Linked DNA regions of Homo sapiens: all the other regions are linked to region 3. A link is a contact called in ENCODE Hi-C or POLR2A ChIA-PET data. All regions are on one chromosome and are shown on one strand. Each heading gives the region's core, a stretch centred on a gene start or an enhancer-like site at or near the end of the contact. The rest is flanking DNA. Distances are from core to core; before and after follow the strand shown. Region 1 has its middle 77 kb from the start of LINC01003. Region 2 overlaps KMT2C (lysine methyltransferase 2C). Region 3 holds the start of LINC01003 (long intergenic non-protein coding RNA 1003).

What was found. Hi-C counts contacts between places; a loop is a spot of excess contacts on that map. ChIA-PET counts read pairs that join two places held with the same protein, here RNA polymerase II (POLR2A). Pooled maps may share reads with other maps.
Region 1: a loop to region 3 is called in a map of PC-9, with 4 times the contacts of the local background. The contact joins the enhancer-like site here to the promoter of LINC01003 in region 3. A Hi-C loop is called at or near these places in 2 of 168 maps with a recorded cell type or tissue (Caco-2 and PC-9) and 1 of 50 pooled maps. POLR2A ChIA-PET finds 5 or more read pairs at or near these places in 5 of 52 experiments (B cell, HEK293, HEK293T and 1 more).
Region 2: a loop to region 3 is called in a map of heart left ventricle, with 2.0 times the contacts of the local background. The contact joins the enhancer-like site here to the promoter of LINC01003 in region 3. A Hi-C loop is called at or near these places in 3 of 168 maps with a recorded cell type or tissue (colonic mucosa, heart left ventricle and heart right ventricle) and 3 of 50 pooled maps. POLR2A ChIA-PET finds 5 or more read pairs at or near these places in 6 of 52 experiments (AG04449, Caco-2, H1 and 3 more).

Annotation. Positions count from the first base shown.
Region 1 is chr7:152,539,175-152,542,174 of GRCh38, forward strand. No RefSeq gene overlaps it. Among named protein-coding and RNA genes, the nearest start is that of LINC01003, 77 kb to the left of the region's middle. Within about 2 kb of position 1,462, at least 2 of the 41 ENCODE cell types and tissues checked have a DNase peak (open chromatin) inside an H3K27ac peak, as active enhancers do; they include PC-9, where a contact is called at or near this core.
Region 2 is chr7:152,365,515-152,368,667 of GRCh38, forward strand. All of the region lies in intron 1 of KMT2C (lysine methyltransferase 2C), which reads right to left. It also overlaps the pseudogene SEPTIN7P6. Among named protein-coding and RNA genes, the nearest start is that of KMT2C, 69 kb to the right of the region's middle. Within about 2 kb of position 1,322, at least 2 of the 41 ENCODE cell types and tissues checked have a DNase peak (open chromatin) inside an H3K27ac peak, as active enhancers do.
Region 3 is chr7:152,462,278-152,465,373 of GRCh38, forward strand. It overlaps LINC01003 (long intergenic non-protein coding RNA 1003), which reads left to right and starts at 1,847. Exons shown (of 1, transcript NR_027387.1): 1 at 1,847-3,096. RefSeq lists a silencer at 1,479-2,498 and enhancers at 1,771-2,272, 2,273-2,772.

The sequences.
Region 1 (3,000 bases), core at 212-2,711, 77 kb after region 3:
ACCCACCCGGAACTCCAGCTGGCCCGCAAGCGCTGGGCGCAGCCCCGGTTCCCACTTGCGCCTCTCCCTCCACACCTTCCTGCAAGCTGAGGGAACCGGCTCCGGCCTTGGCCAGCCCAGAAAGGGGCTCCCACAGTGCAGCGGTGGGCTGAAGGGCTCCTCAAGTTCCACCAAAGTGGGAGCCCAGACAGAGGAGGCGCCGAGAGCGAGCGAGGGCTGTGAGGACTGCCAGCACGCTGTCACCTCTCACTGAGACTACAGGCGCACGCCACCACGCCCCGCTAATTTTTGTATTCTTAGTAGAGACAAGGTTTCACTATGTTGGCCTGGCTGGTCTTGAACTCCCGACCTCAGGTGATCCGCCTGCCTTGGCCTCCCAAAGTGCTGGGATTACAGGCGTGAGCCACCGCACCCCACTAAAGCAGGTGCTTTTAACCACTATTCCAAATTCCCAAATGTACAGACCACGGCATTGTCTGAACTGGAAGGCATGGTCAAAACTTTAGTCTGAATTATTAAAATCTTATTGAAGAATTTAATAACTGAGGAAAATAAGCAGAGAAAATATTTCTGGACAAAGGGACCAATTTGTTGCTTCTAAAATTATATCGCATGATATTTTGTTTACTAATATTTGAATTTGGCAATTGTGAGGCTAAGAAAATGGAAATGGGGCTGGGAGCTGTGGCTCATGCCTGTAATCCCAGCACTTTGGGAGGCAGAGGTGAGCAGACCACAAGTTCAGGAGTTCGAGACCAGCCTGGCCAACATAGTGAAACCCCGTCTCTACTAAAAATGCAAAAATTACCCGAGCATGGTGGCGTGCACTTGTAGTACCAGCTACTCAGGAGGCAGAAGCAGGACAATCGCTTGAACCCGGGAGGCAGAAGTTGTAGTGAGCTGAGATCATGCCACGGCACTCCAGCCTGGGCAACAGAGTGAGACTCTGTCTCAAAAAACAAACAAACAAACAAAGAAAATGGAAATGGTTAAGTTAGGGGAGCTGTAGACCAAGTCAGTACTCCAGTGATCAGACGAAGTAGCCCTCCTCAGTTTTTTTTTTTTTTTTTTTTTGAGATGGAGTCTCACTCTGTTGCCTAGGCTGGAATGCAGTGGCATGATCTCAGCTCACTGCAACCTCTGCCTCCCGGGTTCAAGTGATTCTCCTGCCTCAGCTTCCCAAGTAGCTGGGATTACAGGTGCCCGCCACCACGCCCAGCTAATTTTTGTGTTTTTAGTAGAGATGGGGTTTCACCATGCTGGCCAGGCTGTTCTCGAACTCCTGAGCTCAGACAATCTGCCCGCCTCGGCCTCCCAAAGTGCTGGGATTACAGGCATGAGCCACCGCGCCCGGCTCACCATGTTGGTTTCTAAGATTTCCTGTTTGTCTCTTGTTCCTTGTGTAAGAGTAGGTACTATCATAAATCCTGCCCTTAGGGCAAACGACCTTGAGGTCATCATACTTCAGTTCCTGCATAGCCCTTCTGAACCACCCCTCCCCTATGCTACATAAGCCCGGAGTAGGGGAGTGGCAGCCTGCGGATCCACCACCTCCATTAGCTTTTGTTTATAAGTCTCCATTAGGTGATTCCGGCTAAGAAACAGGATTTGTCAGCCTCTTTCTTTGGCCTCTCAGCTTCCTGGGACTCTGGGGCAGGTTTGGATAGTCCTGCCAACCGCAGAACACTCATCAAGGTGGGAGTGGAAACTGCTGCAGAGAAGAATCCCATTTGTGTTTGTGCTCTTACCCAGGGCTGGGATGTGAGGCCCCTCCTCAGTTTTTAACAGGACAAGGCCAGAAATGTATCAAGAATCATTCATTCTTCTGCAGCAAAACAAACCTCCCACTGCTCCCTGGAGAACAAGACAGTTTCAGAAGGGAAAAGATAAGAGTTCTTCTGAGCTTTCAAAGAACTTAATAGGGAGGCAAAAAAGAAAACAAACAAACAGAAAAACAATGCTTTCATAAAGTGAAGGAAAAAAATCTCTGGCTAATCTGATTGTTAAAGTGATTGTACCGAAATAAAAAATCTCTCAAACAGGCCGGGCACGGTGGCTCACGCCTGTAATCCCAGCACCTTGGGAGGCCGAGGCGGGTGGATCACGAGGTCAGGAGATCGAGACCATCCTGGCTAATACGGTGAAACCCCGTCTCCATTAAAAATACAAAAAATTACCCGGGCGTGTTGGTGGGCGCCTGTAGTCCGTTGTAGTCCCAGCTACTCGTGAGGCTGAGACAGAAGAATGGCGTGAACCCGGGAGACGGAGCTTGCAGTGAACTGAGATCGTGCCACTGCACTCCAGCCTGGGCGACAGAGCGAGACTCCGTCTCGAACAACAGCAAAAAATCCCTCAAACATTTGATCATTCCTACTCTTGGAACTAATAATATTAAATATATATTTGTAACATGATTGTTCATATTTTAATTATAGGTTAACAATGGTGCGTTCATACGGTGTTTGCTTGCTTGAAGAAGTTGCTTTATAATTAATATAGTATTAGCATATAATTTGAAACAACTGGCTGGGTGCGGTGGCTCACGCCTGTCATCCCAGAACTTTGGGAGGCCGAGGCGGACAGATCACCTGAGGTCAGGAGTTCGAGACCACCTGGTCAACATGGTGAAACCCCGTCTCCACTAAAAATACGAAAATTAGCCGGGTGTGGAGGTGCATGCCTGTAGTCCCAGCTCCTCGGGAGGCTGGGCAACAAGAGCGAAACTCCATCTCAAAAACAAAACAAAACAAAACAAAATTTTAAAAAAAGCATGAAAGATGTAATTTTTTAAATAAATAAAATTAAAAATAATTGCCTGTTGCTCAGGCTGGAGTGCAGTGGTGCAATCTCCACTCACTGCAACCTTCGCCTCTATGGCAAGAACTTCGGAAGGGCACAAGTCATATTGCATAATGAGCGTGACAAGCCTCAGCTTGTTTATGCCAATATTTCTGACACTCACTTGACCATGGAGGTTTCTGTGAAGGCCACAGCCAGGTA
Region 2 (3,153 bases), core at 72-2,571, 97 kb before region 3:
AACAAACAAACAAACAGTTAACTAAAAACTTCCTCCTTTTTTCTTTTCTTCTTTTGAGATGGAGTCTCGCTATATTGCTCAGGCAGGTCTTGAATTCCTGGTCTCAAGCGATCCTCCCACCTTGGCTTCCCATAGGGCTGGGATTACAGGCATTAGCCTCCCGGCCCAGTGTTTTGTTTTGAAGTGTGCTTTGTCTGATATTAACATAGCCACTCCAGCTTAATTTGATTAGTGTTGGCATGTTTTATCTTTCTCTTTATGTCATTTTATTTCAATTGTCTTTCAGGTAGACAGAATATAATTAGGTCTAAAATAGATTCTATTAGTGGGGCATAGTGGCATGTGCCTGTAGTCCTGGGTACTCAGGAGGATGAGGTGGGACGAACACCTGACAAAAACAACCCAACTCAAAAATGAGCAAAGAACTTCCACAGACATTTTCCAAAGAAGTTATACAAATGACCAAAAAAACATGAAAAGATGCTCACGATGACTATTAGAAAAATGAAAAATCAAAACTAAGATATACCACCTCACACCCATTAGGATGGCTACTGTGAAAAATAAAAAAAAGAATAACAAATGTTGGCAAGGACGTGGAGAAACTGAAACACTAGTGCACAGGTGTAGGGAACATAAAATGATATGGGCCCTGGAAAACAGTACGGCAGTTTCTCAAGCAGTTAAAAATAGAATTGCCATATGATCCACAAATTCCACCTCTGGGTATACACCAAAAAGAATCAGAAGCAGAGTCTCCAAAGAGATATTTATACACCCATGTTCACAGCAGCATTATTCACAATAAATAAAACATAATTAACAGTTAAGTAAAATGTGGTACAGACATACCACATTGGCAGTATGTCTATGGTGGAATACTATGCAGCCTTAAAAAGGAAGGAATTTCTGACATATGCGATACTACAACATAAATGAACCTTGACAACAATCTCCTAAGTGAATTAAACCAGTCACAAAGAAAAAAAAATAGTGGATGATTCCACTTATATAAGGTACTAAGAGTAGCTAAAATCAGAGACGGAAAGTGGAACGGTGGTTGCCAGAGGCTGAGAGAAGGGAGAAACTGGGAGTTATTGTTTAATGGCTATAAAGTATGAGTTTAACAAGATTTTTTAAAAAGCTATGAAAATGGATAGTGTCTACATTATGAATGTATCTCACATCACTAAAATGTACACTTAAAAATAGTTAAGGGGTTGGGTGGCCACAGACGGCCGGGCGGGATGTAACCAGCCGCTGAGCTGCAGCCCTTCCGTGTCCGCAGGCTTCGGCCCGGCCGCCGCCGCCCATCAGCTATGGAGGAGCTTTACAACTTCCCGGCCTGCAGAGCCGGGCGCAGCAAGGGCCAGACGCGGCGCGAGCTGGCGCTGCGAGCCAACGGGCCGGCGCCTGGCGGGCACGATCGCAAGGTCGCGCAGAAGCTCCTCAATGGCCAGCGCCAGTTGCAGCCCCGGCCGCACCCTTGCCTCACCTGAGCCTGGGCTCTTGCTCTTGCGGAATCCACAGGTCTTTCTTGAAGAAATCTGTAGTCAGAACTCTGTGCTGCATTTTTATCCAGAGAAGGAACAGGAAGAGAAGAGTGTGGTCTCCTAGAAATCTAGCACTGGAGAAACGAGGAAAATTCTTCCAAGGATGGTCTCCCACTCAGAGCTGAGGAAGCTTTTCTACTCAGCAGATGCAGTGTGTTTTGATGTTGACAGCACGGTCATCAGAGAAGAAGGAACCAACATTCAAAGCAGCTGCCAACTATTCCAAGTTTCCCAGCTGGAGGAGCCCTGACCTGCACCTTCGCAGAAGCCCTGAAGCAGACACCCCAGGGAGCACCTACCAGGGGCACCCCCGGCTGGCACCAGCATACAAAGTGAGACAGGGTCTCGCCTTATTTCGCAGGCTGGTCTGGAACTCCTGAGCTCAAACAATCTACCCACCTCGGCCTCCCAAAGTTCTGGGATTACAGGTGTGAGCCACCTTACCCAGAGAGGCGAACCTGGATTGGGAAAGTCGACATTAATCAACTCATTATTCCTTACAGATTTGTATGCTCCAGAGTATCCAGGTCCTTCTCATAGAATTAAAAAGACTATACAGGTGGACAATCCAAAGTTTTAATCAAAGAAGGTGGTGTTCAGTTGCTGCTCACAATAGCTGACACCCCAGGATTTGGAGATGTAGTGGATAATAGTAATTGCTGGCAGCCTCTTATCGATTACATTGATAGTAAATCTGAGGACTACCTAAATGCAGAATCACGAGTGAACAGACGTCAGATGCCTAATAGCAGGGTGCAGTGTTGTTTATACTTCATTGCTCCTTCAGGACATGAACTTAAACCATTGGATATTGAGTTTATGAAGCGTTCGCATGAAAAAGTGATTATCATCCAACTTATTGCCAAAGCAGACACACTTATACCAGAGGAATGCCAACAGTTTAAAAAACAGATAATGAAAGAAATCCAAGAACATAAAATTAAGATATATGATTTTCCAGAAATAGATGATGAAGAAGAAAATAAACTTGCTAAAAAGGTAAAGGACTGTTTACCTCTTGCTGTGGTAAGCTAGTAATACTATCATTGAAGTTAATGGCAAAAGGGTCAAAGGAAGGCAGTATCCTTGGGGTGCTGCTGAAGTTGAAAATGGTGAACATTGTGATTTTACAATTCTAAGAAATATGCTGATAAAAACACACACTCAGGACTTGAAAGATGTTACTAATAATGTCCACTATGAGAACTACAGAAGCAGAAAACTGGCAGCTGTGACTTATAATGGAGTTGATAACAACAAGAATAAAGGGCAGCTGACTAAGAGCCCTCTGGCACAAATGGAAGAAGAAAGAAGGGAGTATGCAGCTAAAATGAAGAAGATAGAGATGGAGATGGAGCAGGTGTTAGAGATGAAGGTCAAATAAAAAGTTCAAAAACTAAAGGACTCTGAAGCTGAGCTCCAGTGGCGCCGTGAGCTAATGAAAAAGAATTTGGAAGCACAGCACAAAGAATTAGAGGAAAAACGTCGTCAGTTTGAGGATGAGAAGGCAAACTGGGAAGCTCAACAACATATTTTAGAACAGAACTCTTCGAGAACCTTGGAAAAGAACAAGAAGAAAGGGAAGATCTTTTAAACTCTC
Region 3 (3,096 bases), core at 597-3,096:
AGGTGGTCAGTGTGCCTGCTGCACTGAAACTGCTCCTGTAAGGCAGGGATCCTATAAGGTAGGCCTTGAATGTCATGATGGGGAGCTCGGTTAGGACCCCCATGATAGGTAGGAAGGCAGCTGGAAAGAGCAGTTCTGCCATTTTTACGGATACATTCATGAGCCATGATGGGTCGTCCTGGTGGACCTCTGGAGCCTGACCTGGGTCCACGTTTGAGGTCTCCGACTTTAGTGACCCTGGGAAAGTTACTTGAGTTTCCTCATTTGAATAGCCAAGGGTTTCTCGTGTTTGATGCCAAATGCCTTGTGCGGGGATTGGCTCCAAACCTCAGCCTCATCAGTCAATTTATCCTTACGTTCAAGAGCAGCCATTTACAAAACGAGCTCAGAAAATTAAAAAAAAAATACAAACTTTAAATCGCCAGAATACTGCATAAACTAAAAGTAGGCCGGGCGCAGTGGCTCACGCCTGTAATCCCAGCACTTTGGGAGGTCGAAGCGGGCGGATCACCTGAGGTCAGGAATTCGAGACCAGCCTGACCAACATGGAGAAACCCCGTCTCTACTAAAAATGCAAAAATTAGCTGGGCATGGTGGTGGGCGCCTGTACTCCCAGCTATTTGGGAGGCTGAGGCAGGAGAATTGCTTGAACCCAGGAGACGGAGGTTGCAGTGAGCTGAGATCGCGCCACTGCACTCTAGCCTGGGCGACAGAGCGAGACTCCATCTCAAAGCAAACAAACAAATAAAAACAAAGTAAAAGTAAATTCCCCAGGCAAAGCTGATTATATTGCTGGGATAATCGACTTTGTCACTGCAGTCTCACTTGGTACTTTAAGAAACTCCATCTTGATCCTAGGTCTGGGTCGATCTGGGCGTTCCTGCTAATTTTCTGTTTTAAAAACCTAAAGCAATAAAAATGTTGATATTGACATTTATCATTTTTATCCTCGCCCTCTGCCTTGTTTTGCTGGGAGATCTGTTCCACTTGGCTGAGTTTAGGGAGGGCGGGGAAGCGGGGGAGAAACCGAGGCGCAGGGTGGAGAAAGGGAGAAGCCTTGCAGACTGAACACATGAGAAAACCTGGAGAAGGGATTCGCTGCTGCTTATTTCAGGGAAGAAAACCGAGAAGTGAAGCACAGAGGGGTCAGGTTCCGGGAGCGGCGGGAAGGTTGTAGGGGGCCCCAGGGCAGGTCCTGGAGCTCAGGCAGCCGGCACCGGGAGCCCAGCTCAGGCTGCGGGGTGCAACCGGGCAAGAGCGCTCGGGCTGCCGAAACGGGAGGAGATCAGAAAAAGGAGAGACATGGAAAAAAGGAGAGGAAGAGGAGCAACACTCAAGAGGGAAGGAAGAAGGCAGACACTGAGGAACGCCCGCAGGAACCCGCAGACAAGCAGAGAGCCGGGCTGCGCTGGGAGCGGGGCCCGCGGAAGGGGCGGGGCGCCAGGCGGCTCGAGGCCAATGGGAGGGCGGGCCGGGGCGAGGGCGGGGCACTAGGCGAAACGACGCCAATGGGAGGGCGGGCCGGGGCGAGGGCGGGGAATTAGGCGGTGCGAGGCCAATGGGAGGGCGGGCCGGGTCCTCTGGGCTGAGGCGGGGTGCCAGGCGGCACGAAGCCAGTGGGAGGGTGAGTTAGGGGCAGGGGCGGGGTCCCAAGCCAATGGAAGGGTGATACCGAGAGGGCGGGGCGCCAGGCGGCGAGAGAGCCAATGGGAGGCCGAGCCGAGGACCGCGGGCGGTGGGCCTCCCCCCGAGAGGAGGGAGACCCGGAAGGCGGTGGGGGCGGGGAGTGGAGCTGACAACCTGTCAAATCCACTTTGGGACGAACTAGGTCACGCGCTCCGCGGGTCGGGCACCCCCGCCCGCCAGGCACGGCCGCGGCTCCTTCCTCTTCCTGCCCGCGGTAGTGGGGGTGGGGCAGGCCTCGGGACACCTGCCTCCGCCGCCGGCCGCCGGCCGCCGTCCTCGCGCGGCTTCCCGGGCGGCTCTGCCCCGACCGTAGACTCCCGGCCCGCTCGCCGCGGCAGGAGCCGTGGTTCCGCGGACCTGGGCGCGCTCTCTCCCTGGCCACTGGGAGACCCCCCGCGGCCTCGCGGGGAAAACCTCGGGACTGCCCCGCGCCCCCGGCCGTCTCTGCGTCGCTCCTTCTCGCCCGCGACCGTGGACTCGTCCTCGCGAGCCTGGGTTGGCGGAAGCTGCGGGGGCCGGGGTCGCACTACTTGGCGCGGAAGGGCCGGCGGTGGGCGGAGGGATCCCCGTCCGCGGGGTGAGCCGCTGGGCGGAGCCGGGAGGAGCCGCGAGGATCCGCAGTGGGGAGCCGGGAGGAACCTGGCGCCGGCACCCACCCGCCGCGCCCACGCGTGCCGCGGTCGCTTGTTTCCCGCGGGAGCCCGGCCGCGCTCGGGGGGAGGCGCGCGCGCAGCTGGGGCTGCCTGGGTCTAGGAGCTCCGGAGCCACCGTTTTGTGCCCGTGGAGCCGCGGGGAAGGCGCACGCGCTCGGGTCTTCCCGGCGGGTCGTCCTGCACTTTCTCCCTCTCCGGTACGGACCGCGGCGTTCTGTTTCCAGGCAAAGGAAAATAAGTCAAAGACTCAGAAGGCAGCCTGAATCCAGGGCCTGGGATGCAGGGTTTGCTGGAACGCCAGCCGGTGCGATCGCGCCCCTGGGATTCCGCTTAGCCCGCGCGTCCATTTCCCTGCATGGTGGACTCAGTAAAGCCGGATCTGTCCAACGCCTGCAGCGTGGATGTGGAGGCGGACTAATCAACTAGTGCTCTGTTATTATTTCTACCCATCCCTTTTCTCCATGCTAATTTGCTTAGAACTTTAACATTGAATGGACAGCAAATGTCATGTTCTGTTTAATTATCACTCCTTGACCATTATGTTAATTTCTTTCCCTAACAAGGTGACGCATTGTTTTAAGTAACAATGACCAACTCATCTACTCTTCTTCCAAATTGTGTAAATTGAAGGGTAAAATGTGGGAAAACGCTAAATTTGAATGCTAAATTTGAACATTTCACACAACAATAATTTGAAATGCTTCTTTGCAATATTATGGCGTTTCGGAACAGATAAAAATACTTCATTTTCAGACAT